Regions from separate parts of the Homo sapiens genome. Here region 1 is linked to region 2. Evidence: read pairs that join two places in POLR2A ChIA-PET (ENCODE). Cell type or tissue: CD4-positive, alpha-beta T cell. All regions are shown on one strand. Each heading gives the region's core, and the rest is flanking DNA. Links, peaks and the distances in the headings are about the cores only.

What was found. ChIA-PET counts read pairs that join two places held together with the same protein. Peaks named below come from ENCODE experiments on the same cell type or tissue, not always from the same donor. Only the 100,000 strongest peaks of a DNase experiment are listed, where the experiment ranks them.
Region 1: POLR2A ChIA-PET joins it to region 2 with 6 read pairs; 5 of 35 experiments call an interaction of 5 or more read pairs at or near these places.

What each region holds. Positions count from the first base shown.
Region 1 is chr11:96,355,996-96,371,636 of GRCh38, reverse strand. It overlaps CCDC82 (coiled-coil domain containing 82), which reads left to right. Exons shown (of 10, transcript NM_024725.4): 7 at 500-624; 8 at 6,487-6,657; 9 at 12,459-12,644. Among named protein-coding and RNA genes, the nearest start is that of MAML2, 21 kb to the right of the region's middle. In CD4-positive, alpha-beta T cell, for the core only: no CTCF peak of the experiment used is centred there; no DNase peak of the experiment used is centred there.
Region 2 is chr11:96,061,150-96,076,790 of GRCh38, reverse strand. All of the region lies in intron 2 of MAML2 (mastermind like transcriptional coactivator 2), which reads left to right. Among named protein-coding and RNA genes, the nearest start is that of MTMR2, 140 kb to the right of the region's middle. RefSeq lists a silencer at 857-916. In CD4-positive, alpha-beta T cell, for the core only: no CTCF peak of the experiment used is centred there; a DNase peak (open chromatin) is centred at 8,370.

The sequences.
Region 1 (15,641 bases), core at 4,389-12,388, 290 kb before region 2:
TTTTTTGTTATCAGAAAGTAATGTTAAAGCTTGATGCTTACAAAGGGAACTTTTTGAGACGGAGTCTCACTCTATCACCCAGGCTGGAGTACAGTGGTGCGATCTCAGCTCACTATAAGCTCCCCCTCCCGGGTTCACACCATTCTCCTGCCTCAGCCTCCCGAGTAGCTGGGACTACAGGTGCCCGCTACCACGCCTGGCTAATTTTTTGTATTTTTAGTAGAGATGGGGTTTCACCGTGTTAGCCAGGATGGTCTCGATCTCCTGACCTCGTAATGCACCCACCTCGGCCTCCCAAAGTGCTGGGATTACAGGCATGAGGCACCGTGCCCGGCCTACCCTGTTTTTCCTTAATGTTCTGATGGAATGATTTTTTAAATATTTTTTTTCCTAATTTAAAATGCTTCCAACCAAGTTGGGAAGAAATTTTTAAGTATTAAATAGTTTAAATATTTCTAATTAACAAAATGATTTTTTTTGTTGTTTATCCCCTGAACAGATGGCACAAGGCAAAAATCATATGCAAAAGATATGCTAACATCTCTTCATTATTTGGATAACCGCTTTGTTCAGCCTCGTCTAGAGAGCTTGGTATCTAGAAGTCGTTGGAAAGAGCAATATAAGGTACACAGTTTGTTTTTGAATCTCTGCTTGGGGGTTGGGGGCAGCAAACCTCTCAGGATTTTAAAATCCAGACTGAATAATCTTCTAAAATATTGGCATGTCTTTGTTAAATAATCAGCTTATTATTTCTCACATCTTCTAAAAGTTATTATTGTTTTAATCCTTCACATTAACTATATCTATCCAATAATTAAGTGGTTCCAAATGATGAATAACTTCAGAACATCTCCAGGGCTTAGCCCATCTTTTAAAATGAGAAGATTGTCTCACACGGTGTTGTTATGTCAGAAAAGAGAGTTCCATGGTCAAAGAAATTTGAGAATCAGGGGTTGTAAGCTGGTTTCTTTACTGGAAGACTTTTCCCAAGCATTATATGTGAATTTATGTTATAAATATTCAAAGGGTGGTATGGAATGCAGTATTTCCTAAATTTGTGTTTTACTCTGTGAAGCTCTGTTTATGTAAACAGGTAACACCTGTTACCTGCTTGATTTCCATAACACATTGTTTGGGAAACACTGGTCTAGATAGTGTTTGGCATCTTTCTTTGCTTTAAGATTGCTTAATTCTACCAATTTGAAGAATTTATAATTTATCTTTTTAATTTATAAGATTTGCCACATTTTGTTTCATGTACCAGTTATCTATTTTATGATCTTTAATAGCAGAGGATGTACTATATGATTTGTAAGGGTTTTCTCCCTGTTACTTCTAACATTCTATATTCTAATGATTAGGAAGAGGAAAAATAAAAAGATAATTGAAGTTTAAGTTATTTAAAATCCTTTTAGCACTTAAATCATTAGTTCTTGTACCTCATTTATGCCAAGAGATTTGGTTTCATCCAAGGCTTTTCAGCCTTGTTGAATTATATGGTGATAAATTAGCCATAGATTAGGTTTATAAGACAGTGTAGGATTACAGAAAGAGTTTAAAAGACTTCAAGTTGGAGGATGGCTTGAGTTTAGGGCTATTGAGTTTTTGACTTTTGATAAATTTAACCTCTCTGAACCCATTTCTTCTTCATAGGTGGAAAATATTTACCTATTGTGAAATGAAATACTGTATATACTTATTTTCTTTGAAGATAAAGTACAGGCACAGCTTTTAGAACATGGCATAAATACTGTTTAATAGAAAAATAGCATATATAAGCATACCTCGTTTTGTTGCATTCCACTTTATTGCACTTTGCAGATAATGTATTTTTTTGAGATTGAAAGTTTTTGGCAACTGCATGGAGCAAGTCTGTTGGCACCATTTTTCTAACACCATATGCTTATTCATCTCTGTCACATTTTGGTAATTATTGCAGTATTTCAAACTTTTTCATTATTATTACATCTTTTATGGTGATCTGTGGTCAGTGATCTTTGATGTTACTATTATAATTGTTTGAGGGTGACAGAAACCATGCCCATATAATAGTGAACTTAATTTACAAATGTGTGTGCTGACTGCTCCACCAACTGGCTGTTTTCCCATCTCTCTTCCTCTCCTCAGGCATCCTTATTCCTTAAGACACAACGGTAATGAAATTAGGTCAATTAATAACCCTAAAATGGCCTCTGATCGTTCAAGTGAAAGGAAGAGTTGCAGGTCTCTCACTTTAAATCTAAAGTGAGAAATGATTAAGCTTTTTGAGGAAAGCATGTCAAAAGTTCAGATAGGCTGAAATGTAAGCCTCTTGCTCTTGTGCCAGACAGTTAGTCAAGTTGTGAATGCAAAGGAAAGTTCTTGAAGGAAATTAAAAATAATACATAAATGATTGAAACAGCCTTATTGCTGACATGGAGAATGTTTTAGTGGTATGGATTGAAGATCAAACTAGCTACAACATTCGTGTAAGCTAAAGACTAATCCAGAGCAAGGCCGTAACTCTTCAATTCCATGAATGCTCAGTGAGGTGAGGAAGCTTCAGAAGAAAAGTTTGGAGATAGCAGAGGTTGGTTCAATTTATGAGGTTTAAAGAAAGAAGCCATCTCCATAACGTAAAAGTGCAAAGGTGAAGCAGCAAGTGCTAATGGAGAAGCTGCAGCAAGTTGTCCAGAAAAACTAGCTAAGATAACTGATGAAAGTAAACAACAGATTTTTTCAGAGTAGACAAAATGGTCTTTTGTTAGAAGAAGATGCCTTTTTTTTTTTTTGAGACGGAGTCTCTCTCCATCGCCCAGGTTGGAGTGCAGTGGCGCAATCTCGGCTCACTGCAAGCTCCGCCTTCTGGGTTCACGCCATTCTCCTGCCTCAGCCTCCTGAGGAGCTGGGACTACAGGCGCCTGCCACCACGCCTGGCTGATTTTTTGTATTTTTAGTAGAGACGGGGTTTCGCCATCTTATCCAGGATGGTCTCGATCTCCTGACCTCATGATCCGCCTGCCTCAGCCTCCCAAAGTGCTGGGATTACGGACGTGAGCCACTGCACCCAGCCTACCATCTAGGACTTTTATAGCTAAAAAGAAGTAAATGCCTGGCTTCAAAGCTCCAAAGGACAGGCTGACTCTCTTGTTAGGGGCTAATGCAGCTGGTGACCTAAGTTGAAGCCAGTGCTCATTTACCATTCCTAGAATCCAAGGGTCCTTTGAGAATTATGCTAAACTGACTCTGTTTGTGCTCTATAAATGGAACAACAAAACCTGAATGATAGCACATCTGTTTATAGCATAGTTTACTGAATATTTTTGGACCACTGTTAAGACCTACTACTCAGAAAAAAAAAGATTCTTTTCAAAATATTATTCCTCATTGACAGTGCACCGGGTCACCCAAGAATTCTGATGGAGATTTACAAGGAGATTAATATCATTTTAATACCTCCCAGCACATCCATTCTGCAGCCTATGGATCAAGGAGTAATTTTGACTTTCAAGTTTTATTATTTAGGAAATAAATTCCAGGCCAGGTGTGGTGGCTCAGGCCTGTAATCCCAGCATTTTGGGTGGCCGAGGTGGTGGATCACCTGAGGTCAGGAGTTTGAGACCAGACTGGCCAACATGGTGAAACCCCGTATCTACTAAACATACAAAAATTAGCCAGGCATTATGGTGCACACCTGTAATTCCAGCTACTGGGGAGGCTGAAACAGGAGAATCGCTTGAACCTGGGAGGCAGAGGTTGCAGTGAGCCGAAATCACACCACTGCACTCAGTCTGGGTGACACAGCAAGACCCTGTCTCAAAAAAAAAAAAAAAAAAAGAAATACATTTCATAAGATTGTAGCAGCCATAGACAGTGATTCTTCTGATGTATCTAGGCAAAGTAAATTAAAAACCTTCTGGAAAGTATTCACCATTCTAGATGCCATCAAGGACATTTATGATTCATGAGAGAAGGTAAAAATATCAACATTAACAATTAAATTGAAAGAATTTGATTCCAACCCTCCTGGATGACTTGAAGGGGTTCAAGACCTCAGTGGAGGAAGTAACTACAGATATGGTTGAAATAGCAAGAGAACTAGAAGTAGAAGTGAAACTTAAAGATGTGACTGGATTGCTGCAATCTCATGATAAAAATTGAATGGATGAGGAGTTGCTTCTTACGGATAAGCAAAGAACGTGGTTTCTTGAGATGGAAACTACTCCTAGGAAAGGAAAGATACTACAAACATTGTTGAAATGACAACAGTGGATTTAAAATATGGTTGTTAAAGCAGTGTCAGGGTTTGAGAGGATTGACTCCAATTTTGAAATAAGTTCTATTCTGTATAACATACAATCAAATATACAATCAAACAGCATTGCATGCTACAGAGAAATCTTTCATGAAAGGAAGAGTCAGTGGATGCAACAAACTTTATTGTTGTCTTAAGAATGGATGCAACAAACTTTATTGTCTTGTTTTAAGAAATTGCCACAGCTACCCCAGCCTTCAGCAACTAGCCCCTTATCAGTCAGTAGCCATCCTATTGAGGCAAGACCCTCTATCAGCAAAAAGATGCCTATTCACTGGAGGTTCAGATGATTGTTAGCATTTTTTAGACCTAAAGTACTTTTTAATTAAATGTAGTTTAAATTACATACATTTTAGACATAATTCTGTTGCATGCTTAATAGACTACAGTACAGTGTAAACATAACTTTTATGTGTACTAGGAAACCACAAAATTTGTGTGACACGTTATTGATATATTTACTTTATTTTGGTGATCTGGAACCAAATCTGCAGTTTCTCTGAGGTATACCTGTACTGTATTTATAGATTATTTAACTTTAGCCAAGTAATCTACATGTAAACTAAAATTTTTTTTATCTTCAAAGTAACCCCATGAGGAAGACACTATTTTTGGAGGGAATAGAGGGGTCTCGTTCTGTGGCCCAGGCTGAACTTGAACTTCTGGGCTCGAGATCCTCCCACCTCAGCCTCCTGAGTTTCTGGGGCTACAGGCACGCGCCACTGTGGCCAGCTGGAGGGCACTATTATTTCCCCTCTTTTAGAGATGAGGAAACTGTCTCAGAAAAATAAAGTAACATAAGGTTCCACTGCTAATAATTAGACAGGCTGGTATTAAACCCAGAGTCTCAGACTCCAAAACCCATGCCTGTATGCCATATTAGGTTTTACCATATTGTGGTGGGTGATACTGAATTTGGATAATCTGATGTTGGGATAATAACTGTAAGATACCAAAAAGTATTAGCTGAAAAACTGAGACACAGATGATTCAGTAAGATCTTAATTAGGATAAGCTGGGTTATGCTTCAAAAGATAAAGAATATAACTAACAAACAAAATAAACCAACAATAAAATCCCAATGGCTTAACCCAACAAAGTTTATTTTCACTTATATATCCAGTGTTAGTCATCAGGGGTGCTCTGCTGACTGTAGTCACTCAGGGAACTGAGCTGATAGAGGTCGATAAAGGTTTCATCTTAACATGTGCTTCCATGGGGTATAGCAGAAGCAGGAAAGGAAGGTGGTTAGTTATCTATTCAGTCTGAATTTCAGCCTGTAAGTAATACATGTCATAAAGTGCCATGAAGTATGAGAAATATGAAAAGTTGACCACCAGAAAATGTAGTTTTCAATCATATAATATAAAAAGTAAACTGTCAGTATATTGGATACTTAATTACCATCCGTCTGGTAGAAGATATGAATGTGGTTTAGTAACCATGCTAATATGCTCACTGTGTGCAGTTCAAATATTGTATTAAAACCTAATCTACACTACCAATTAGAATAGTAGTATCTAGCACAGGCCTAGAACATAAGCAGAAATACTCAGGCACAAGTAACTTCATAGCTTAATAATGAAGCTTATTTATGAATGCCAAGTGTTTTCTCAGTTTGTTTACTCATTGATAACTGAGCTATTAAACTGTCCATATGAATACCAGACACGTGGCAGTCCTAGTGCCAACTTGTTTTTTCCCCAGGACTGTAGTAAGTTATCATAGGAGGATTGAATTATTTCTGGAATATTTTTGTGGCAAATATATAATTCATATAATGGAAAGTGAATGTGATTTTTTTTCTCAAGTTTTAACTAGCCTACTTGGAATTATTTTTCTTATATCATCCTACATTTTTGCTGCTCCTATTTTTAACTAATACCTCATTAACACTAACTAGAGATGAGAAATGGAAAAGAAGTAGCAACCGCAGAAGTGTAAGAGATATGAAACTAGCTTTTTCCTAGTCTGGTTTATTTTCATGCAATAGCCAAGATTATAAATTTTTTTATTTAAACATATCTTGTAAAATACCTACTATGTGCTCAGTATTAAAGTAAGAAATGCCAGGGTGTTTTGCTCTTATATCTCTTTGTATTGTAATCCCTAAGATGTTTTAATTGGTTAGATTCTTACTTTTATTTTTATTCTTTATCTTTTAAACTTTTTTTTATATTTTTTGTTTTCAGGAGCGAGTAGAAAATTATTCTAATGTAAGTATTCATTTGAAGAATCCTGAAAACTGTTCCTGCCAGGCTTGTGGACTGCATCGCTACTGTAAATATTCAGTGCATTTATCAGGAGAGTTGTATAACACCAGGACCATGCAAATAGATAATTTCATGTCACATGATAAACAGGTATTTTCTTCCCTCTAATCTTAATTTTCAGTATTTAGAAATTTTTATTTCATAAATAATCCTAAGTATCCTAAGGAAAATTTGACCCAAGTGGAAACATTTTTAGCATATAATCCACCAAATTGGCAACCCACAAGTAAATAATGGAAGATAGCTGTTCATCTAATAGGAGAGAATTCAAAAAACACTGTGCTTCAACTAGACTCTGTTAGAAGTATGTCAGAGTCTAGAGCAATCACCACATAGTTAAGATGCTATTAATTCTGTATGAATAGAAAAAACTGAAGAGTAAGTGTTTTTTAGACAAGAGCATAGCAGTATAATGTGAAATGATAAAAAGCACAGATGCTGACAACTTCTATTTATTTTTTCAATCTTACTTTATAAGATTGCTGCATTTACAAATGTGAAAATTATATTTATAAATGCAAGAAATACTGAGCGCTTTTTCTGGTAAGTCTACATATCCATGGAGGAGGTGTATATTTAGAGAGGTAGAGACCCAAAGTTGTCTCTGAATCCTCCCAGTCAATTATTAAGATGGAAATATAATATTTATCTAAATTCTTCTATTAAACTGGATAGTGATTTCTCAGTATTATCGAGCAGTAGTTGACCAGATCCCTCTGAGAGATCTGGGTTGCAAGAATGACTTAGAAGGTTTTTATGGGGATAATGAATTCAGAATTGGTCTGTAATGTTTTGTTTGATATGTTACTATAAAAATATGAATATATATGTATATTTAATAGTCATATGCAAATTTCCCCATTGTTTAAAAACTGATCTATGACTTTTTATGACATAAGATATCTGGAATCCTAGCAAAAGTGATTTCGTACATTAGGGACCATGTTCTGTTATGTATATCAAATACATTGCTGTACCTTCATGGTCTTTGCTGTCTATAGCTAATTCTGAAGAGGAAAGTGGAGTAAGAAAATCACTTCTAGAGCTCTGACATTCCTGTGAAGCAGTAAAGATTCTATATAAAATAGTTATTCAAATATTTAAAAAAACAATAAACTGAAAGCATGAACTAAAAGCAAAGAACATCAATATTGCCAGTCACGTAAGAGAAAACTATAAAAGTTAACAAATATATGGGAAAATGCTTATTCTGCATGTAAGGGTATATAATTAAAACTACCTTAAGATGCCAGTTGGTAATTCTTAAAGTGGCAAAGTATTCTCAAATCAAATGATAAAATGCAATGCTATCAAGGTTGCACTGAAACTAGTAAGTTCATGGAAAGTAAGATTCCTAGAGGAAAAAAGGGGTGATACGTATCTTTTAAAAATACTAGATTTTTAGAGCTAGAGTCACAAAGCTATATACATACTCAATGTCTATAAGTTTATCTTTTGCAAAGCAGTTCAGTAAAGAGCAAATGGTATAATCATGAAGTTGAAAAATAATGCTAGTTTGAAAGTATGATAACAATTAGTATTTGCACTGTCTAGGCATCTATATAAAAATGTGTGTATGCGTATATAACTATATGTAAACGTTAAGTTAGTTATTGGGTATGTTAAGAGAGTGTGATTAAATTTTTTAAAGAGAAATTGTTTTTTCAGTAATTTTTTCTTTAAAGTGAAGAATGACTTACAAAAATTTATCTTACATCCTACTTCAATACAATGTAAATGCATATATGTAAAGAAGGAAAGAAAGGGAGAGAAAATAAACCTAGTTATGATCCAGAGCATTAAAAAGATTGTGCTTGGCCGGGCACGGTGGCTCACGCCTGTAATCCCAGCACTTTGGGAGGCCGAGGCAGGCGGATCACGAGGTCAGGAGATCGAGACCATCCTGGCTAACACGTGAAACCCCGTCTCTACTAAAAATACAAAAAATTAGCCGAGAGAGGTGGCGGGCACCTGTAGTCCCAGCTACTCGAGGCAGGAGAATGGCGTGAACCCCGGCGGGCAGAGCCTGCAGTGATCCGAGATCGCGCCACTGCACTCCAGCCTGGGCGACAGCGAGACTCCATCTCAAAAAAAAAAAAAAGAAAAGAAAAAGAAATTGTGCTTAACCCCACACCCATCTTCAAGTTATTTTGAAGACTAATTCTTTATTTTGTGTTGCTGCTTGCAGTTACATAAAATTGAGACATTAACTAGGGTTCTTTTTGAGGGTGCAAATAATACTTTTAAGGAATTCACTTAACAGCAAATTTGTTTCATAAGAAAACTTTTCTCCTTTCTTTAGCTTCTTTGAAAGAAAGGATGCCTTGATGGAAAGTGGAATCAGTGGGGGAAGAGTAATTTTGGTTACAGCAGTATTGATAGGGTACTGAGACGAGAGGCCTTGGACCACCAGATTGTGATAAAGTTTAAGGACATAGATGAGAAGGAAATTACCTGGATGAAAGAGAGTTGTGAAATCTGAAAGGTAGTTTGGGAGAACTAAAAACAATCTTGGATATATGTTTAGTTTTGCCCAGAGTCTATCCAGACTCCTTAAGATGCTTAGGATTTGGTGGGAAGAAGCAATAATTTTTGAGGCAAATGGCATTGTATAATATGTCTGTACAAAAAACAAACAAAAAACCAAACAAGGGCAAATAGAACCCTTTGGATTGGTATTGTACTATCTGTTTCTGAAGACCCAGAAACAGAAAACAAACTTTTCCCCAGACTTACTGTTTCCTTGAGAATCCTTTTTCTTTGTTCTTCATACTTTAACTTCCATAAGGAGCTGGCTCCTCTGCCTATAAATAAGAGCTTAGAGAAATACTTCAAAAAGCTACCTACAGTTAGCTAAATATTACCAAGTCTGCCTGGTACATGTTTCATTATATTTCCTTGCCTCAGTTTGTTATCTAGATTTAATTTACACTCCATGTGATATAGCTGTTAAATTAGAAATGAGATTCTTTCTTCTGCTTTAGCAAAATTCAGTGACAATTTTTAGCTCCATTTCCAATTTTTACATATGTGCGATCACTTGGTTCATACTGATAACTGAACTGACTCAGTCTCATATTTATCAGGTCAGATAACTGTGCTTAACCGTGCATAGTGGGCCAGTCATCATTTATGTGTCATCTTCTTTATTTGCTTTGTGAACACTCACCACAGCACCTATTTTTCTCTGGTATTTTTTATACTAATTTTCTTGTTAGAATAGTTTCCTTAATGTACAGAAATTGAACTAGATAATTACAGTTGTTCTAAATATATTTTTCTGGACATTTAAAGAAATCATTCTAACACCAGAGATTAATGTTACCTGTTTTAGTATTTTATACAAATTGATTCCTACAGTGTAAGCTGTATTGTACTGTATACTTCAATTCATATGATAAAGAAATACAATGGGCTGTAACAATACACTAAAAACAGGAATGAGTGAGGGGTTAAGTTCACTTGGAGTATTACACCTATCCTTTGCATCTACTGTTTTCTGTGAAATTTTACAGCAGTGATGCCCTTCCATATAGGTTCTTCCATATAAAATGTGATCATATTTTGGGAAAAAATACAAGAACATTTTAAGGTAATTTTTGATTTATAGATCTATATGATGATAAGTAGATGCCAAGAGGGGTAGGAATTAGAAATGGAAAGAAGTAAACCATAATGTTAAATATTTTCAAAGGATACTTGTTTTTCATACAGGAAAAAAAATTAGGATTTTTAAACACCTCTCCTTCCCTCTTGTTTCAACTTAAAAATGCTATACAGATAAATTCCTCTTGTTTTGTGGAAATACAGAATAAATGTGAAAGAAATACAAATCACTTTATCGTATGCCTATACTTCATGTAGAACAGCTATAGCTGAGTTCTCCCACACAGTCTACTTTGATGGCAGAAATGGAGACACACAGGGTACCCTTATAGTCACGGCAACTTTTGTGTTGTCTTTTTACACAAAGTTGGAAGTATTAGCAAGTGAATTGCTGAAATGTCATTACTACCAGGACTGCTTTGATGATAAGGTTGAATTGGAAAAGTTAATTTTAATAAGCCATGTACAATAATACCTGTTTACTTCTAATGATCTGAAAAGCAGGAAGGTTTTTACGGAGCCATGAACAAAAATCTGAACATGCTTTTCTTAAACTTTTGGAGATTTGAAGAAGGGTTGCAAAATGTCCAAAATACAGTTTTCACAAGAAAACACATCAAACCTGATTGTTGCCAATCATTGTGATATAACTTCTATTCATTTTTGGAAACATACTCCTGCTTTGTCTATCATCACTTGTATGTTTCCTTGCAGTGTGGCCTCAGGAAACAAGTGTATTTTTCTGTCAGACAGAACACAAGTTGCATAGATAAATATTAAAACTAGTACTCATGAAAGCATAACCCATTAGTGAACTTAGGTACAGACACAAATACTTAAGTCAGCAGGAAGTTTACTCTTTCCTTAGGTTACTACTCCATGAGAGTAAGATTGACCATATCATAATGTTTGGAGCCCTTTCTGATGCATTTTCTACAGTGGGTAAAATGATGTAGGTAAAAATATATTGGCTGGGCGTGGTGGCTCACACCTATAATCCCAGCACTTTGGGAGGCCGAGGTGGGCAGATCACGAGGTCAGGAGTTCGAGACCATGGCCAACATGGTGAAATCCCGTCTCTACTAAAAATACAAAAAAAAAAAATTAGCTGCGTGTGGTGACAGGCACCTGTAATCCCAGCTACTTGGGAGGCTGAGGCAGGGAAACCGGAATGTAGAGGTTGCAGTGAGCCAAGCTTGCACCACTGCACTCCAGCCTGGGTGAAAAAGCGAAACTCCATCTCAGGAAAAAAAAAACAAAAAAAATATATATATATATATTTAAATAAATATTTTAATATGTAAATATTTTAAATATCTATATTTAATATATATTAATATATATTAAATATATATAAATAATTTGGTCAGTGCAGTCAGACTGTCTTCCTATTTTAGCTGTAGTTTTGTATAACAAATTTTAAACATTCAAAACATTCTGAAAGAGAAAGGTTCTGGTTATTTGATTTCATAAAAAGAGTTCTTAATCATAGAATTATAGAAGTCCATATAAACGTAGGAATTAAAATTCTTATAGCTGGCTGACAGCAAAATATTAATGTCTTATTCACATATAACACCTTAAGTAAAGCAATCAGTATGCCTAAACACAGATTTATTTTTTTACTTTAGATCATTTTTTTTGGGGGGGGAAAAGAAAAGTATCTAGTAAAAAACTGCCAATACTTAATTTTGGTGTAAGAGTTTGTTTCAGTTTTACATGTTGCTTATAGCTAGAAAAATATTATAATCCAGTCATTTTTAACTTCATAAATATGGACTTATCATACTTTTCATGCTTTTTTTTTTTTTTTTTTTTTTTACTTTGCCCATCCTTCTGCCTTTCATTAAAGCCATTTCTCTTTTTTCCCCCGAACTTGGCAAACTCTTGTGTTTTCAAGACTTAGTTCAAGCTTGATTTGCTTGGGGACTTTTGTTCTATCTGGATTGGGCTAAGTGCCCCTCTTCACTAGCATTTTGGACATAGCATCTTGGACATACCATTTTTCATGTTGTTTTGTAACCATTTGTCTTTCTCTCAAAACTGTAAGCTCCCTAATACCGGTAATAGGTATTTTATTTATATATCTCTAGTGCCTAGCCCAATGTTTGAAACCTCACAGGTGCTCAGTGTTTGACTAGTTGTATAAGTAAGAGAAGGTAAAGGAATCATTGTGTAAACACTGGAAGTTAATAATGCATTTTGATTCTACTACTAAAGAAAATCCAAAAACCAGAAAGGATATATATTCGTTGTCAGATAACAATCTTTATTTCTTGATTTAGGTGTTCACTGTTGGCAGAATTTGTGCCAGCCGTACCAGAATTTATCATAAACTGAAACATTTTAAATTCAAACTATACCAGGAATGTTGCACCATTGCAATGACAGAAGAAGTTGAAGATGAACAAGTTAAAGAAACAGTGGAAAGAATTTTCAGGCGGTCAAAAGAAAATGGCTGGATTAAGGAGGTAAGGTGAATATATGAGAATCTTATCATGTAGATTCTGAAGGCTAATTATGATCAGCAAAAGGAAACAAATGATTAAAAGATAGTGAAATTTAAGAGAATCTCTTTCTTCTGTCGTTTGTATTTTCTCTTCTTCCGCTCATTCCTTTCATGCTTATCATTGTCCTTCTGAATAGATGCCCTGATGTTCTAAGGATTCACTCAGCCCATCAGATAAATTTTAATAAGCATTAACACTGTCCTTTATTGAAGGACCTCTGTCCTTTCGCTTTTATGTATGTATTGCTTACATATATATTAAGTCCCCTGATTTTTTTTTTTTTTTTTGACAGAGTATAGGACTCACCTCTGCTTGTCTGCTTCCTATTCTTTAGAACAGTTCTTGTGACCTGAGAGTGAAGAAGCACCTGGTGCCAGTCTGAGGAAAGGATCTCGGCTGCCAGTTCTAATACACCCACATCCTCTTCTTGAGGACATGGGACTGAGCAGTGAGCACTGTAACTGAAGATCGAGGGGAATGCAGAGGTTTCAGACCACAGCACTGATTTTGATTCCCCCATATCCTATTGATCACTAAATTTGATAACAGGAGTAAAGTGGGGGTTTTGAAGAGTGCACTGGATTCCCGAAGATCTGCTGGCAGCTTACAAGCTCTGGTCTGCTCACAGAGCTTTTAGAATTGTTTATGGTATATGGAAAGAATGCTAATACGACTGCAGTCTTCTAAAACAAGTCTAGTTACATGAATGTATAAGAGAGAACAAATAGTAGATTTTCAGGCAACTCTTATCAACATTTAATCTTTTAAAGAAAAGAAAAAAGCCTAACTTGAGATCCATTGCCTGGACTATATCATAGGGAAATTTGTAAAAGAGGAATATAAAAAATAAGGCAAGAGAGCTTAGGCAGATGGAAAGAAAACAAAACAGAAACTTTTTTAGCACATGTCATATTTAGTGGAGGTCTCCCAGTCTAGATAATGACATCATCACTGGTTTCCCTTTGACAATTTTTCTCCCACCACAAACCACCACCCAGTGATCTTGCCTGCCCCCCACATCTTGATCCTTAAGTCTTTCTCTCATTTTATTCTTTTCAGCTTTTTGTCTTTTACTTTGCTTCTACTTCTCCTACTCCAAATGCTTCTCCCTGCTTATCCGTACTTTTTCATTTGCTTTAGGAGAGAGCACTTATTCAATAACTTCCCGTCTTCATTTTCCTAGACAACATTAAATTCTTAAGTGCTTTTATTGATGCCTTTAAGTGTTGCCAACCCTCTAGTGGAACTGCAAAACCTATTGGGATAGCACAGTTATAAAGAATTAGATACTAGGTATAGAAAAATCACTGTGCATATACTGTATATGTTATATAATAGTATCATATATGGGGAAGAACTTTAAACTTCTTGAAGAAAAAAGCATTTCCAAATCATGTATCCTAGAAAAAGCTTAACAAGGTTTAGGACACCAGAAGGGACCTGGAATTTTAAAGACGTTATTCTTTATGCATAACACTTGGCATTCTTTTCTTAGGAAAAGAAAGGAGCTTAGGCTTTCTTTTCAAGAAAGCCAAGTGTCATGTTATACATAAAGAATAACATTTAGCATTAGGCATTGAAGGTATTTCAAGATTGTGCATGTCTAGGACAGTATACACATTTTTTTCCCCATGAAAATACCAAAGACCTTCATTTTTTTGAGATTTCTCCACTTAAAAAATTTGTTCCTAGGTTTTCTCAAAAGATTTCCTAGAAACCACAGAGGTTTATAGCCAATATAAACCCATTTGCAGCTTTTTGTGCTGTAATGAAATTTCAAAATTTGTCACGTGCTCTGACATTTCCCATCCTCACTCTGTCTGTCCCTCTCACTGTGTGCCTTTGAGTGATAGCACTGCATGTACTTTGTGATGTGTGCTGCCTTTAGCTACAGTCTGGTAGTCACAGTTACTCTAACCCTTTAGAATGCCTGGGGCTCAGTGTTACTTGAATGCCGTCTCCATGGCACTTTCCGCTCATATTTCCCATTTATGTCAACCCCTTTTGTTGCCTTACACGTACTATTTGTTCCTGTCTTTCTGCCTCCAGCTTGTATTCCACACCTTACTTTTTCCCTTACCTGCTTCTTCAGCCATTTTACTTTAATTATCTCAGGATGTCTCAGCATGTCTTCCCAAAGACATGCCAACTAGACTGACTTCATTCTTTTTGTTCTTCCTTCTAAAGGTTGAACTAGGGTGATCCGTTTTTAATGTAATGATACTAAAGGGGTGTAGGAGCAACTTGAGTATAAGAAAAGAATAGATAATAGGAAAATTATAATAAAACCAAAATATTTAATAAACATAATAATGCATGTCTTATTCTAAAGAAGAGTTCAATAACATACTCTAATATGACACTGGCAAAATTCTAACGAATATTTGTTCATTAAGAAGAAAGTGTATATGATGATGGGACTTCCTGGGAAGTTGAAGATAGTATTGTTGGGATTGGCTGGTGGATGCATAAACACCAGGTAGTAAAGAAAGCATGTCAATAGAAGTATCAGATGCCCATTCATACTGTAAATACTGTGTGTAAAACTGTTACAAGTGACAGTTGTATGTAAATTTTAAATGCACTGATAAATATTGTCATATACATAATAATTTAAAATTATAATTAGATATCCCTTGCCTTCCTTAAACGCTTCTCTTCTTTTTCCCCTCCTTTTCAACTTTTTCCCTTGCCCCTTTTTTCCCCACCCCTTAAACTGATGTTTCTCAAAGCATGGCCCTAAACTACCTATATCAGAATCACCTAGAAGTTTTTGAAAAGTGTATAATCCCCTAGCCTCATCCCAGATTTATTGAATGACAATCCTTGTGGATGTTAAACATCCAATATTTTTAGCATTGATGATTCTTAAATAGATAAAAGTTTGAGGATCACTGCTAAAAAGTACCCGTTAACACTGAATTCTGTCCTCATCCTCTCAAAGTTGCCTTGGCGAAT
Region 2 (15,641 bases), core at 4,186-12,185:
CCTGGTGAAGATTCACATAGATCTCATTTTCCTCATATTCAGAGCAAGACGTTCCCAACTGTCTGTGGGTCTGCATGAGTTGTGGGGTGTGGGAGACCCCTCTATTGTCCCCTTTGAGTGTACATATTCTGTAGTGAAGCCAGAGGCAAATGTGTGAGAACCTCCCCAGGCTGTTCCTTGGGAGTGAGGGCAGCCCTGACTTCCATGGGAATGGGATTCCCTGCCAAATTCAGATGCCGAGGCTTCCCTCAGGGACCACAGCCCATCCGAGTGGAGGAAGTTGCTGTGAGAAGTTAAGCAGGCAGCTCTGAAGGGCTGTGTGTGTGTGTGTGTGTGTGTGTGTGTGTGTGTGTGTGTGAGAGAGAGAGAGAGACAAAAGAGAGCAGCCTTGCCCCATTGCTTGCATTATAGTACACATGGAATCAATTTTAAATTTCACAGAAAGAAAACAGTAAACAGAGTAAGAGGGGAGCTGGTGTGTCTCTCCAAGGTTGGTGTGTCTCTCCAAAGCTGGTGTTTCTCTCCAAGGCTGGTGTTTCTGCTCATGCATACAATACATGATGCACACCATTCATACCTCCAGGTTTTACACATATTTCTTTCACCCCTGAGCATCTGTGAGACTCAGCTTGATGATATTTCAAACGACTATGAGGATCACACCTCTTGGCAAAAGGCAGAATAACTTTCTGTTGTAATATTTTAAATTAAGAGTTTCTTCTATCTAGGCCTTGCAGGAGAGAGGAGAATGTATTAACAAATTTATTCTGAAAGTAGAGATGTGGGAGATATGTGATCCACAAAGCAGGGCCACCCAAGGTTCACTTCAGTGTTCACGTTTGGGGAAGCATGAGAATGTCACATAGCAAGGCCAACTGGCTCAAATGTATTAGCATACAATCAATATGCAAGGCGCTATCTGAATGCCGATTAGTAAGAGTCACATTGACCATGGTAGCAGATGACACATTAAACAGTATGATACCAGCCACAAACCTCACTAGCTTTTCCAGTAACCTGAAAAGACAAAGAAAAAGAGAACTTGGGGAAACTCCTATTCATCAGTCAGGTTTCCCCTTAAACATCACTTCCTTTGGGAAGCCACTCAGACAAATCCACCCCCACCCGACTTCCCCTAGCTCAGCTCTTCTCTTCTTTTACATTATACCTTCCAGAATTATCTGTCTTCCCTCTTTCAGTCCCCAGCACCCAGCACACTCCCTAGCACTCTGTAGGCACTTAAATATGTGTTCGATGGTTGATGGAATATTATTGGCTTGTGTTAGGTCTTGGAGGGTATGAAAATAGAGAAGATAGAATCCCTGCCCTGTCTGGGAAGGAGACAGACAGATAATAATAGACACCATACAATTTGTCAGACTTTGCAATGCTTGTAAGTACAGCTTCTCTAAAGGAGAACAAAAGGAAGGTTGAACTTCTGAGCACCTTAGTGATAAAACAGACCTACATTAGCTTCTTCTCTGATTCATTAATTTTACTGGTAAGAAATAATGAACAGAATCCTATTTCCTTACATTTCAAGTTTGCTACCAGGATAGCACAGTATCAATAATAATAGGCAATGGATTTCACTTGGGGGAATATTATGTCAGGAGGAAAACATGAAATATTATCAATATCCTCTCTAGGGAATCTATGTATTAGCTTTGTGATGTCTAACCTCGAATTTCTCACCTTCAGAACTGAAAGCAAATACATAATTGGATTTGCATTAAAGCTCTAAAAAGAGTGAAATTAAGAGTCACGCTCAAGTTTCCGGCTATGTTTCTTTGTTGCCTACTCCTTTTGCCACTCTGTCACTTAATTCATCTTTTTTTCCAGAGGAAAAATCAAAAGCAAAATATGCAACACCACTCCCTGCCCTCCAGTACTCCCACAGTATTATTTATTGACCACTCTGGGTGTGCTTGGCTTAACAGACAACAGAAAGGAAGTGAAGGCTCTTCCCTGAGGGTTTGCTGATGCGATTAGAGAGCCATTTAGAAAGATAACTCGAAATCTCAGACAGACACAGGAATCTAACTTTTATTCTGGTGTCAAAAATGATTTGAAACCTTTTTTGTATGATGACGTTTGTCAGTACTCCTTTTATTCCTCTCACAGCAGCCGGTGGGCGTCTCCATGCCTGATGCAGACAATATAGAATCCAAATGCAGTTGCAAAGGTGAATGACTTCAGGTGGCTTTGCGCCGCCATCGTCATCTGCACAAAATGTGGACTGACCATGGATCTTTCCTCCATATTAACCTCTCCAAGAATAGAATCTATTGAAGACATGAATCTTTTGATAGCATTTCCTTGGGGTTTTGGGAGAGAAATTACATCTTGCAGATATCTGATGAAACTCTCATGTGACCAAAAAGACTGCAAATAAGAGTTTGATAAACAGAAAACAACATGACAATAGTTTCTGGGTAACTCTTTGAACTTGTTAGGTACAGCATATACTGTCCTTCACACACCTGCTGTATTTTGAGAATCTGAGCTTATCGAAAGCCACACGGCATCAGTGGAACTGACTAGCTGGGTGACTGCATGCAAGCAGTTAGCCACTCTGCCTCAGTTTCCCTAAAAATACAATGAAATGGATAGTCAGTTGAGTGGTCCTCAGACTTTTACATCTTATAGTATGGAAGCGGACATGGATTTGCTATATTTCATTTTTCTGTGTAAGTACATTAAAAATCAAAACTACTGCCTACTATTACCATCTTTCATGAAAAAAAATATTTTTTAGCCTGAAAGCATTGAGACGAACATAACCTCAGAGTAAGCGATGGTCCTTGAAAAGTGAATAAATTTAACGGTTTGGTAAATCCCTTGCATGAATCTTATTTTTTTCAGTTCCTTTAGCAAACAAAAACTTATTCAGAAATGAACACACGTCCACAGAACACCATTAGCCTGCACAATCTACACAGATCCTTTTACCTGTACATTCTAAGCACAATACTGGAACTTACCAAATAAGTAAATAAATAGCCAACCAGAGCCGTATCACCTTCTACTTTATTACAGTGTTGGTGTTAATATTTTACAGCACTCGGCTAACTGGAATGTGGAAGGCACTGCCAACCACATCATACTCTTTCCACCCAAGATAGTAGATCGGCTTCACTCCATTAAATCGTCATTGTCTTCAGCTGCCATGACTCCTTTAATTGGCTCACACCTGTAATCCCAGCACTTTGGGAGGCAGAGGCAGGTGGATCATGAGGTCAAGAGATCGAGACCATCCTGGCTAACACAGTGAAACCCCGTCTCTACTAAATATACAAAAAATTAGCCAGGCATGGTGGCGGGCGCCTGTAGTCCCAGCTACTTGGGAGGCTGAGGCAGGAGAATGGTGTGAATCCGAGAGGTGGAGCTTGCAGTGAGCTGAGATAGCACCACTGCACTCCAGCCTGGGCAACACAGCGAGACTGTCTCAAAAAAAAAAAAAAAAAAAGAAAAGAAAAGAAATGAATCTGCAACAAGGAATTCTAATTTTTTTAAATGGAGGAGGTGTCCAAGGGACAGGAGACTGTAAATGCCAAACAAAAGCTTTTATGCAAGGCTAAATTGGTGATTTTGCACAAAACTCACAAGTAAAAGATTTACAGCACAAAGAATGTAATACACTTCAGTTAAATTATTCAGTATTGTTACAGTATTAATGCTACAGCCCAAGTTTCATTGTGTAAATTAAATACACAGTCTGTTCCCTAAGATTGTACTTGGTTTCCATAATAGTTTTTTTAAGTCCTCACAGATTGGAAATATAAATATGGAAATTTATGATTATCAATAGTTTGAGCCAAATCCTAAGAGAAGGGGTTTGGACTGAGGTCTAAAAGTACTTAACTGAAATGGAGCCACCATGAGACAAGTTTAGTCTTGGAGGCACATGTAAGCGGGTGACAAATGGAGTTTATCATGTTGGGAGACTTGCGGATTTGCCTTCTTGTTTCCTTTGGCAGAGCAGGGTAAGAGGCCGGCTTTGGCGTCATTGCTTTAGACACACAGTCCTTTTGGCATGAGGTTGGATCTCTGGTCCCATCCAGGGTTCACTTTGTAATCAATCCGTCCTTAAAATGAGGTAGGTCTTTCAGTAAGTGGCCTTCTCCTTGACAGCGAGCTCTTTCAAGTTGAGGGGACTCCGTCTTCTTCCTTTTCTTCCTTACCTGCATGCCACCCTGTCCGTTGATGCAAAAGAGCTTACTTTATGTAAACTATGTAAATACTCAAATTTAGGTTCAGAATATCAGAGGTGGTGTGAATCTTAGAGACGTTTCTAGTAAAATCATTATTCCCTTTTTATATATGTAAGAGAAATTTAATAGCTTCTCTCTAAGTTCATTCACTACTCAGAAACCTGATTAGAACTGTGAACTTCTGATTTCAAGATCAATGCTGGATCCATTTGTATCCCCCAGTGAATCTCTAGAATTCGAGTATTAGCAAGTATGCAGGTAATATTGTATAAGAAACATGCAGTGCTCCATTAACCTATATGCAGTCAGGACATACCCTGAAGCAAAGTTTTAACTACACAGAAATGTGGCCTTAACCTTATAACAAGAGCTTTTTTTTTGGCAAGTGGGCTATGTAAGAACACTGCATGTTGGAAATAATGGTAGCCAGAGAGGAATTAGAGATATTCTATAGCTACTTGAAATTTTCAGTTTTTTAAAGAATAATTATTTCAAGGCTGAACTAATTAAGTACATTTCTACATCCTGTAAAATCTTACGCCCCACCTAACTTTAAAAAAAATACAATATACATTTTGAGGATTTATGGTATATTTGGCTCAACAATCAAGATAACTGAAGACGGACTCATCTCTAACAATCCAGCAGTGCAATTAGAGAAGTCTGCCTTAAGGGGTGATTTTTCTACAAAGACAGCCAATCTTCAAAATGGCCAGTGGCAATATGTTGTGTTGACCTGTTTTAATGTATCCCTCTATGTTAGGTATATGCAGGATGGACTGGGGAGGAAAAAGAAAAGAAGGCCTTTGGAGTAATAAAGATGGAGATGAGATTTGGTGACTGGAGAATTTAAAAATAAATTCCAGTGCACCTAAATATCCATGAGTCTTTTCAGTCTACCAGTCCATGAGGTTACAGAACATCAAGACCAGATTCTCACAGGTTACAACCTTTCTACTGCACCTTCTCATTTGAGAATTCCAATCCTGTTCAAAGTTACTCCTAACCCTCAACTATACCCCAGGTATTTGGGAGTCCAAAACAAGAGTTTGACAAGCTCTCCTAAATAGGAGCAACTGCTGAATACTAGCAGCTGCCACTCCAGGCTACACTGTGGGCCGACTGGCCAATACTGCCTGGAGCTACACGTCTCCATGGGCTGTGGATTTCAAAATAATTCCAAGTTTAGTGTGACATCTCTTTCATTTTCCACACAGCTCTTTCCTTTGCTAGGTCACATACAGCCAGGATGGCTGGTTCAGGACGGTTCCAGGTGCCAGTGCCATGCTGGCAAAATCACTGCCCTTTGACTCTGTGGTCTTATAGCTGAAGCACCCTGTTTATACCAGACTCTACAGTTCTTCATAGTTTTATTTCCTCGGGAAGCTCCAGTCCCTCCTGAAAACTTGGTTTCCTTTTGACTCTTGTCCCATTCTGCATATATGCCTAAATAACTGAAAATAAATTAGGAATACAGCTTAAGCCTCTACCCACCTTCTCCACTCAGAAGGCCCCTTAGCTTTCATGTAAATATCTAGAGGGAAGGCTCATCTATTTCCACCTGGCAGGTGTATTCAAATCTCAGCTACACAAGAGATGCTGAAGTAACAACAAATTAACCAGTGAAGACAGAGATACACAATAGGAAAAAGTCAAAGACCTTTTGTAGTTAGTACCCATGAGATTAAAATGAGATTTATTTGCTGCCTGCACTGAACACATAGCTGTGTGCATCCCATAGTTGTGTTACAGGATCCTTGAGGTGTGGCCTTTCAGGCCTGAAACCTCTGGCCAGTGGCACTTTTGCCTGAGTTTTGTTCGGCCCACTGGGCTTGTTCCGCCCACTCAGCAGGCTGTGCTCAGCTCACACTACCGACCTGGATCCCACACTTGCCAAGGGCAAGTCGCATGGAGCAGAAAAGGGTGTGTGAACGAGCACGGGGTCTGGCAACTGTGCAGGCAGACACGCCAGTGGGGTGGGCAGCTCCAGGTGCCTACACAGGTACCAGCTCTCTGCAAGGCTGCAGCTGGACCAGAGGCACTGCAAGCAGCTTCCCTGGCTAGCACCAGGGAACACAGTGGTGCCCAGAAGCTTGGAGATGACAGGCACCGCAGGACCCCAAAGAGGGAGTCCCAGCCCTGGCTTGGGAAGCTCCCAGGTCTGGGCTCCCTAAGGGGCTGCAGCTCTTCTCTCCTTCTCTTCACCTGCAATGTGGTGAACAAGGGGCATGTTTCAGCCCTGTTTTTGTTATGCCTTATTTATTTATTTATTATTTTTATTTTTATTGAAACGGAGTCTCGCTGTGTCGCCCAGGCTGGAGTGCAGTGGCGCCATCTCAGCTCACTGCAAGCTCTGCCTTCCGGGTTCACGCCATTCTCCTGCCTCAGCCTCCCGAGTAGCTGGGACTACAGGCGCCCGCCACCACGCCGGCTAATTTTTTGTATTTTTAGTAGAGACGGGGTTTCACTGTGTTAGCCAGGATGGTCTCGATCTCCTGACCTCGTGATCCACCTGCCTTGGCCTCCTTATTTATTTATTTATTTATTTATTTTTGAGACAGAGTCTCACTCTGTCACCAGGCTGGAGTACAGTGGCGTGATCTTGGCTCACTGCAACCTCCGCCTCTCAGGTTCAAGTGATTCCTCCTGCCTCAGCCTCCTAAGTAGCTGGGATTACAGGCACGCACCACCACACCCAGCTAATTTTTGTATTTTTAGTAGAGACGGGGTTTCACCATCTTGGCCAGGATGGTCTCCATCTCTTGACCTTGTGATCCGCCCGCCTCGGCCTCCCAAAGTGCTGGGATTACAGGTGTGAGCCACTGCGCCCTGCCTGTAATTAGATCTTCTAAAGTTACATTATTATTTATATGAATTTTATTATTTATTCATTTATTTTTGAGATAGGGACTCATTCTCTCACCCAAGCTGGAGTGCACTGGCATTATGGCGACTCACTGCCGTCTCAACCTCCTGGGCTCTAGTGATCCTCCCACCTCAGCCTCTCCAGTGGCTGAGAGACTACAGGCATGTGCCACGCCCGGCTAATTTTTGTGTACTTTTTTTGTAGAGATGGGGTTTTACCATGTTGCCCAGGCTGGTCTCAAACTTCTGGGCCGAAATGATCTGCCCACCTCGGCTTCCCAAAGTTTTGGGATTACAGGCGTGAGCCACCTCGCCCAGCCAATTTTGTTTATCTTAATTAAAAAATAGAAATGCTTCAAATAGTCACTATAGGTGAAAACAAAGGAAGAAAAAGGAGAAGAAAAGAAAGAAGGATAAAGACAAAGAAAGAGAAAAGAAAGAGAGGAAGGGAGGAAGGGAGGGAGGGAGGGAAAGGAAGAAAATAGGCCAGACTCAGTGGCTCACCCTTGTAATGCCAACACTTTGGGAGACCATGGTGGGAAAATTGCCTGAGGCCAGAAGTTACAGACCAGCCTGCACAGCATAGTGAGACCCCATCTCTACAAAAAAATTAAAAACTAGCTGGGCTGGTGGCACATGCCTGTAGCCTGTAGTCCTAGCTACTCATGAAGCTGAGACAGGAGGATCACATAAACCCAGGAGTTTGAGACCGCAGTGAGCTATGATCACACCACCACACTCCAGCCTAGATGGAAGAGGAAGACTGTCTCTTTAAAAAAAAAAAAAAAAAAAAAAAGGAGGGAAGAAGGAAGGAAAAATTATCGCTTCTTTTTTATCTATAGTTCTCAAGCTAAAATACATACCTTCTTTTTTTTTTTTTTTGAGAAGGAGTCTTGCTCTGTCGCCCAGGCTGGAGTGCAATGGCGCCATCTCAGCTCACTGCAAGCTCTGCCTCCTGAGTTCACGCCATTCTCCTGCCTCAGCCTCCTGAGTAGCTGGGACTACAGGTGCCTGCCACCATGCCCAGCTAATTTTTTTTGTATTTTTAGTTGACACGGGGTTTCACCGTGTTAGCCAGGATGGTCTCGATCTCCTGACCTCATGATCCGCTCACCTTGGCCTCCCAAAGTGCTAAAATACGTACTTTTAAAAAATGCCCAGGCTTACCCAAGACCAATTAAGTCAGAGTCTCTTCAGGTTGGGCCTCTCTCTCTCTCTCTCCCTCCCTCCCTCTGTGTGTGTGTGTGTGTGTGTGTGTGTGTGTGTGTGTGTGAAGTAAGCTCCCCCAGGAAATTCTACTGTGCATCAGAGCTGAGAACTGCTGTTCTAGGGGAAGTACCAAAAGTGAAGTTCATAGGTTCATAGACTTACTTTACCTCTGTATTTGAAAAGTCAGACTTTCTTCTGTAATATCAAAGACAACGAACCCAGGTCAATTATTGTAGTAGAGAAAGTCATAAGGGGGAAAATTATTTTTTCCATTGGCTGACTAAGGATTCTAGTGAAAACAGCTAATTTAATTGAGAAAAGACATTTCCTAAGTGAAGTGATATATGCATTATTATGACTCAGGATACTCAGATAATTAAGCAGTAACACTTTTGTTGACATTTAACTACATTAAGAAGAAAACTTGTTGAACCAGAAATGTCAGTGGGTGAGGGATTTTTAAAAAACGAACTTGGGCAGGTATTTTCTTCATAAAACTCTCTCTCTCAGGAAAAAATTTTCAATTTATTTGGCCCTATTTATAAACATGTTTGATTCTATCACCACCCTCAGGCCAACAAAGCAGGAAAAAAATGTTAGAATTCTGTACAAAGGTCAAGAAGACCTTTAAATCAGCAATTTGAAAACACAAGCTTGCAAAATATAATATTTGAAGTTGTTCTTTGGGAATGTATAAGTAATATGGGTTTGAAATGAAAATTAGAGCAAGAGAGGCAGTCACGGATATGCGTTGTCATGTCTCTGTTTTAATGTCCATATTAATGTGAAATATCATATTCAAATAACTCAATAGACCCTCAGTAGATTTCTCATAACAAATCTTTGCAGCAGTTCTAATGTTCTAAATCTGGTTTACCAATGACAGGTTTAAAAGATGATTTAAAAAAAAAACCAAATGGGATATAATTTCCAGGAGAAGTGTTTCATTTGTTGGGTCTTGACTTATCCTGCATAGAGTAAGAAGATCATGTGATAACTTTGTGTTTTAAAGGGTTGTTACTGAGATGATAGATTTACTCTCTGAAATAGAAACATTACTGTTATAAGGCTATGCTGTTGGCTGCAAGAAACACGTTTGCTTGGATAGAAATGGCCTTTGTTACTTCTCTAAATGTGTGCTCTGTTGGCGGAAGAAGGCATTTTGAAAGGCAGTCCGTGTCTTGAAGAGTTGTTTTTAAAAGAGTGTCAGGCTACACTGGACAGATGAACATTGATTCTGGAGATGCTATGGCTTGAGAAAAATGCATGCAAATGGTAGCTACCAGCAGAAGAAACAGTTCTGAAGGGCAAGGCTAGTGTTTTGGTTTGGGAAGGCATGTTAGGTGTTGTTTGTGATATGTCACAAGGGACTCTGGCTATGTGTTCTGTGATGTCTCCTCCCCACTCAGAACCCTCCACTGGTTTCCCATCTCACTAGGTGTGAAAGGCAAAGTCCTCACAGGCCCTACAAGATCTGCCTACCACATCATGCATGCGTGTGCACACACACTGCCCACTGCTCCTACCACAGCTCCCTCCGCTCTCTCTATTTCTCTATCCTCCAGCCGCTCCTGCCTTCCCAGAATGCACCAAGTACAAGCCCATCTCAGAGTCTTTGCTCTTTCCTTTCCCCCTGCACCTCTCTTCTTTTTACCTGGGTTTATTTGTCTCCATAGCCTTTATCACCTTTGGACATTCTGTTCTATTTACTTGTGTTTTTGTTAGTATCTGTCTGTCTTCACTAGAAGTTAAGCACCATGAAAGCTGCAGCCTTCCTAGTTTTGTTCACTGTCATATTCCTAGCACCTCAAAGGGTTTCTGGCACATAATAAATGTTTAATTAATATTTGCTGAAAAATAAAAGACTTTTCATCCTACTCTTTATTATAATTCATTCCTATGGGATTCAATGGACTCTGGTCTCACTTTAGGTCTAAACTCTTATCCAAGGAAACATCATTAGATTCAACATCAATATAGAGTAAGTGTCTAAATATAGGTAGCTCAAGGCCAAGTGTGTGTTGTCCAGTCCACCTATATAATTTTATTCATCCTCTGTGTCCCTTCTCCCACACACATTGAGCCACAGTGGGCAGAGGGTCCTTTGAGGATGGAGACCTTGATCTTCTCCCGCTTCAGGAGCTTCTGTCCTCCCCTGGACAAAGATGGGGCTCTGCCTTGTGCCCTCAGAATGTCAGTGTGTGCCAGCCCCAGTGAGTCATTTAACACGATGACACTATTTACAGACTCATTGGCACTATTGGTGACAGGACCCTTCAGCACTGATGCTTAGATCAGCAAGGACTAGGCAGTGATAGGAAGGGCCAGCCTTGGGCTTAAGGAAAACAAGATACCTCTTCCTACACCCTGTGGAAAAGATTCCTGAAGGACCACTGGTGTGGCTGCTTGTTGAGCTCCAGAGCCATAAGAGGGGTAATTAGGTGATTAGCAGTCATTGACACTTTTCTTGGAGCGAGTTTTCAGTCTTTCTTTAGAAGAGATTGGGGAGAAAAGGGGGATTCGATGCAGGAGAATGTGTGGATCAAAGCCCAACCTAACCAGTTTCCTATTGCGCCTGGGCCCAGCACAAGAGCAGGTGGAATGCTGGGAGCCTGCCCTATCCCAGCAGCACCAGCTCTGCCATGTTCTCCCAGTGCAAGGCAGCACAGAGCAGCAACTGACAGCCTCAGCTTTGTAGTCAGATGGGCTCTGGTTCAAATCCTGGCTTTGTCAATTCCTAGCTGTGTGACCGTCATCAAGGTACCTAAATTCTCTGTGTTCCATCACTGTAAAATGAGAATAATACCCACCACACATGATTGTTATAAGGATTAAGTAATACCACTTATGACAAGCAGTTACTGTAGTTCCTGGCATATAAAAAGGTCACAATAAATGGCAACTCCCAGAATCAGACAAGACCTGGATCATCCTTTATGAATACTAGAGAGATTTATGGAATGAATCATGATTCTTCTTGCTAGATTCTCTAAGTTGTTATCCAAATAACTTTGGGAAGCTAACAGCTAAACCAGGGTTCTTTGCTCTATTTTCTTTCCTGTGTGTGTGTGTGTGTGTGTGTGTGTGCATGCACGCACGCATGTGCACTAGAGAGAGAAAGGGAGAGAGTGCTGTATACCAGGACTGACACAGGAGATATTTTTTTAAAATCACATACTTTGCCCTGATATGCCATGGAAACTAACAATTGCTATCCTGGGTATATTACAAGAACTTCTCTCTATTTTTTTATATTTGCTTTGGAATAAATATTTGATAAAACGAGGGCAATTTTCATAGCAACTTTTCTTGAAGCTTTTTAAAATGTAATTAAGCATTTTAAAATCTATCAGATATATTCAGAACATTTCCCAAATTGTTTTCTTAAAGATCAATTTTGTTCAGATACTTTAGGTTCTGGGGAAAAGCTATTTTCTGTCCACTTTGACACAAAAACATTCCTTCTAGTTTTTTAAGAACACAGTACTTTGTTGAGATGTTGGCTTCTTGGTTTATGGCATGAATTCTAATCACTTTTAAACTTCTAACTTTTATTCTACACTTAGAGTTCAAGCAAAATGACAATGATCAAGTTTATAAAATATAAAACTTCTATATGAAAAGCGAGAAAAAATCAGTTGTTTCCAAGATTATGTTAACATTAATAATTAAAACCAATTGAAGATTTATTTTGTGCTAGGCACTGTTCTAAGCACTTTACATTGTTAGTTCCTTTCACCCTCACACGCTATTTTGAAGAAGATACTGTTACCCTCCACATTTTATGACACACTGAAGTGCATGTGGGTTAATTAACTTACACAAAATCATGCACTTGGTATAGTCCACAGTCTGAATATATTGCCCTCTACAAATATAATAGTGAACTTTATTATTCGTAGAAAAGAATACTGAGGTGGAAAGATCCCCAAAGATTTGCCAAAGATGCATAGCTATAAGGTCAGAGTAAGGACTTGAACTTAGTAACATCTGAATCCAAAGTTTGGGCTCTTCATATATACATATACAACTATTTTTCCACATTCGGACAAACTATCAGAATAACTTACATAAATGTTTTATCAAATGTTCCTTCTTAGAGAATCTGAGGGAACATTAGAAGTCCTCTTGTCTAATGAATATTTTCTAGAGGAGACATGACCAGTGAACTTATTATTTTCTAGAGCGGACTTGACCAATGGCCACCTAGCTTTTGCTTCCATCCATCTGCCCAGGAACACAGATGATCCATCCAGGAACACAGATGGTTCATTACTGAATCACCCTGCTGGTTGGGAATTTTCTTATATTGAGGTGCTGTGCTGTGACCTAATTTTATATTTTTCGTAATTTGTAGGGTAAATATTGCCGTGCTTAGGAGCCTTGGTACTAACCTGGCATTACACTGAATCATGTATCTTCAGGAAAATAGAGTTAGAAGGCACTGTACAACAACATCCTACAGCCAGCCAATCAGGAGGCTTGGAAATCTTAGGTAAAAGATGTCCTGGCCATTCTTGGCTTATTTTACAGACATGAACTCATCTCACTTCTAATCACACAGGGAGCATCTGAACAGAACTGAGGCCCTTGGTTGAACTCTAGTCCTGCAGACATCGTATCAACAGGCAAAAAAGAATATTTAGACTAAATTTGCAAATCAAATGCAATAACAGAGAGATTCTCAAACTGGAAGAAGCTGATATAGTCACAAGTTTTTACACTTTTTTGTTTTGTTTTGTTTTTAATGAGCATTTATTGGGTAGTTATTTGAGAAACAATATAGCTCCATAAAAAGCCATAGGCTTTGGAGTAAGCATCCCTCAGCTCATTTGGAGCTAGGTATCCTGGGCAATTAGCAACCTCTCTAAGATTTGATTGCCTCTTTTCTATAAATAGGAGTAATATTACATATTATGGGTAATAATGGGACTACTGTGATGATTTTGTAACATAATGTGTATAAAGTATTTAACATGCTCATCGATACATAGTTACTACTCAGTCCATGGTGGTTATTAATCATTCACTTAATCAAAAAATAAAATTTATTGAGTTCTTATATAGTAGAACCATGCATTCAAGCTACATGCCCCAGGCACTGTGGGTACAGTGCTAAAAAGGCAGAGACAGCCCCTAACTTCTCAGAACCTGCAGTCTAGCTGGGAAAACCAATACTGAGTGAGTAATAAAACAAAGAACAAGTTATGAGAGGGAGAAGCATAAAAGAGTGTGCAGATGCATAACTCTGAGGTTAAGGAAGGGGCCCCTACAGAAGATTGTGAACCCTGAGGACAGAGTCAGCAACAGAGGTGGAGATAGGTGTACAGCATGTCCCAGGCCAAGGAGCAATGCGTGCAAGGCCAAGAAGTGAGACAGCAGGAATGTACTGGGAAAGAAAAATCACCAAAGTGCCAGAGAGGTGGACAGAGGGGTGGACTGAGACGGGCACCAAATCATAAAAGACTTTGTATGAGTATAAGCCATACTAAAGAGTTTGTTTTGGGTTTTATCCTAAAATCAATGGGAAGCCATTGAAAAAGCTGTTATTAGGTTGGGGGGTTGGCAACATAATCATATTTGGCTTCAGTATAATAGAGATGAGTAAGACACAGTCCCTTGTCATCGAAACAATATAATCTCATGGCGGCAGAAGTTGAAGGGGTCACAGTTAAAGAAGGCTCAGGAACAAAAAATGTTCTTAGGTACAAAATTCTAGGTGAAATTTTTAAAAAGGGAGTGACCACATCTCTGTGATGTGACATTTGAAACAGATGTTAAAAATGGACTGGGCACCCTTTGGATAAGGAGAGCTGCTGGTGGGAAGGGGCGCTGCCTCCTGGATATCCTGTCTAAGAGGTAAAATTAGCAGGCATACTCTTAAAGTGCTCCCAGCTTTGTTAACTGGATTCTACATTTCCCTTCCTTCCACCACTCCATATTTCAGAATCCCTTTGAGAGAAAACTCTGCCACCCTTATTGTAGCCCCTAAAATCCACATTCTGTAAATTGTAAATCATTACCATGTGTATTTCCCTCCTCCACTGTTACAAGGTTATTTCCAGCTGGATGCCTATGTAAGCTTATAGCTTTGCAGAGCACTTCCTATACACCCCCTCCAGCTGTGAACTTTTTACCTGCACTTCACTGCAGTGTCTACATGCTTATTGAGAAGTTAAAACAGTACAGGAAATACTACATCATCTCACTGGCATTACCAGTTAAATCTCCTAATGTCTGGGCAATATGAGGTTGAGGCACTTATTATAAATGCCACATCACAGTTGTAGTAATTTTCTGTTTCCTTTGAGTCACTCCATGTAACACAAACCAAGGCAAAAAAAAAGTACCATACTCCAACCTTCCCTTTCAACTTATTTTATCTTAATTGATTAAATTTATCAGAAAAGACTACTAAAGTGGTAGAATGTTTTAAGATGATTAAAATCATCATTTTTTCTTTAAAATATGCACTTTTTTCTATAAATAATGCTTAAAGTGGAACTCGTCTCTCATAGTATGATAGTTTCGCATTTTGCTATGTGGTTTATATTCAGTGAAATGTCTATGCTGAACAAAGCTTTCACGTTAAACATCTGATTCACCTTACTTGGAATGTATATCTATGAGGTGTATTAAGAGTAAGCAGGATAAATTTAAGATACTTTCCCCTAACAGAAAGAAAAATTAAGATATTAAAAAAAAAGGAAAAGAAGAAGGGAAGAAGAAAAAGGAGGAAAGAAAAGGAAAAAGGAAAGTTTTGTTTGAAATGGAAATTTCTTATCTGAAAAAATTACTTTTGAAATTCTGAATTACGGGTTGTTATGCCTTTTATCTAGGAGGAAAGTGGCCTGTCTTGTAGGATTTGTGGATCTTCTGCTCTTTATTCATGTCATGACATTCTGATGTCAAAAATGGGCTGGTAGTAGGCACCTATATTCCAAGGAAGCAATTCTGATTTCTGGTTTCTCTCTATTTTAACAATTGATGCACTTAACAGGGAACCGTATTTATCTTCTCAAATTTATTTTCACCTTTATATTTTCCTCTCCTGAGACATTGTTCAGAAAAAGGAACCTGCATTGCATGGCTTTCCTGCCTCCAGCTCATTTCAAACAGCATTCAGTCACCTTCAGATGCACACACTGTCATGTGAACTTCTGTCCTTCACCCAACTGTTGAAATTGCACCATCTCTGCATCCAGAAAAGCCAGAGGGGAAGAATAATCCAAGCAGACTACTTCTGGTAATCAAAAGAATAACTGTCATTTTGCTTAAGACAAATTCACAGGATTTCTAAATGAATCCCTTATGTGAATATTTTCTTGGGAATTCGACAACCTGCAGAGAAGT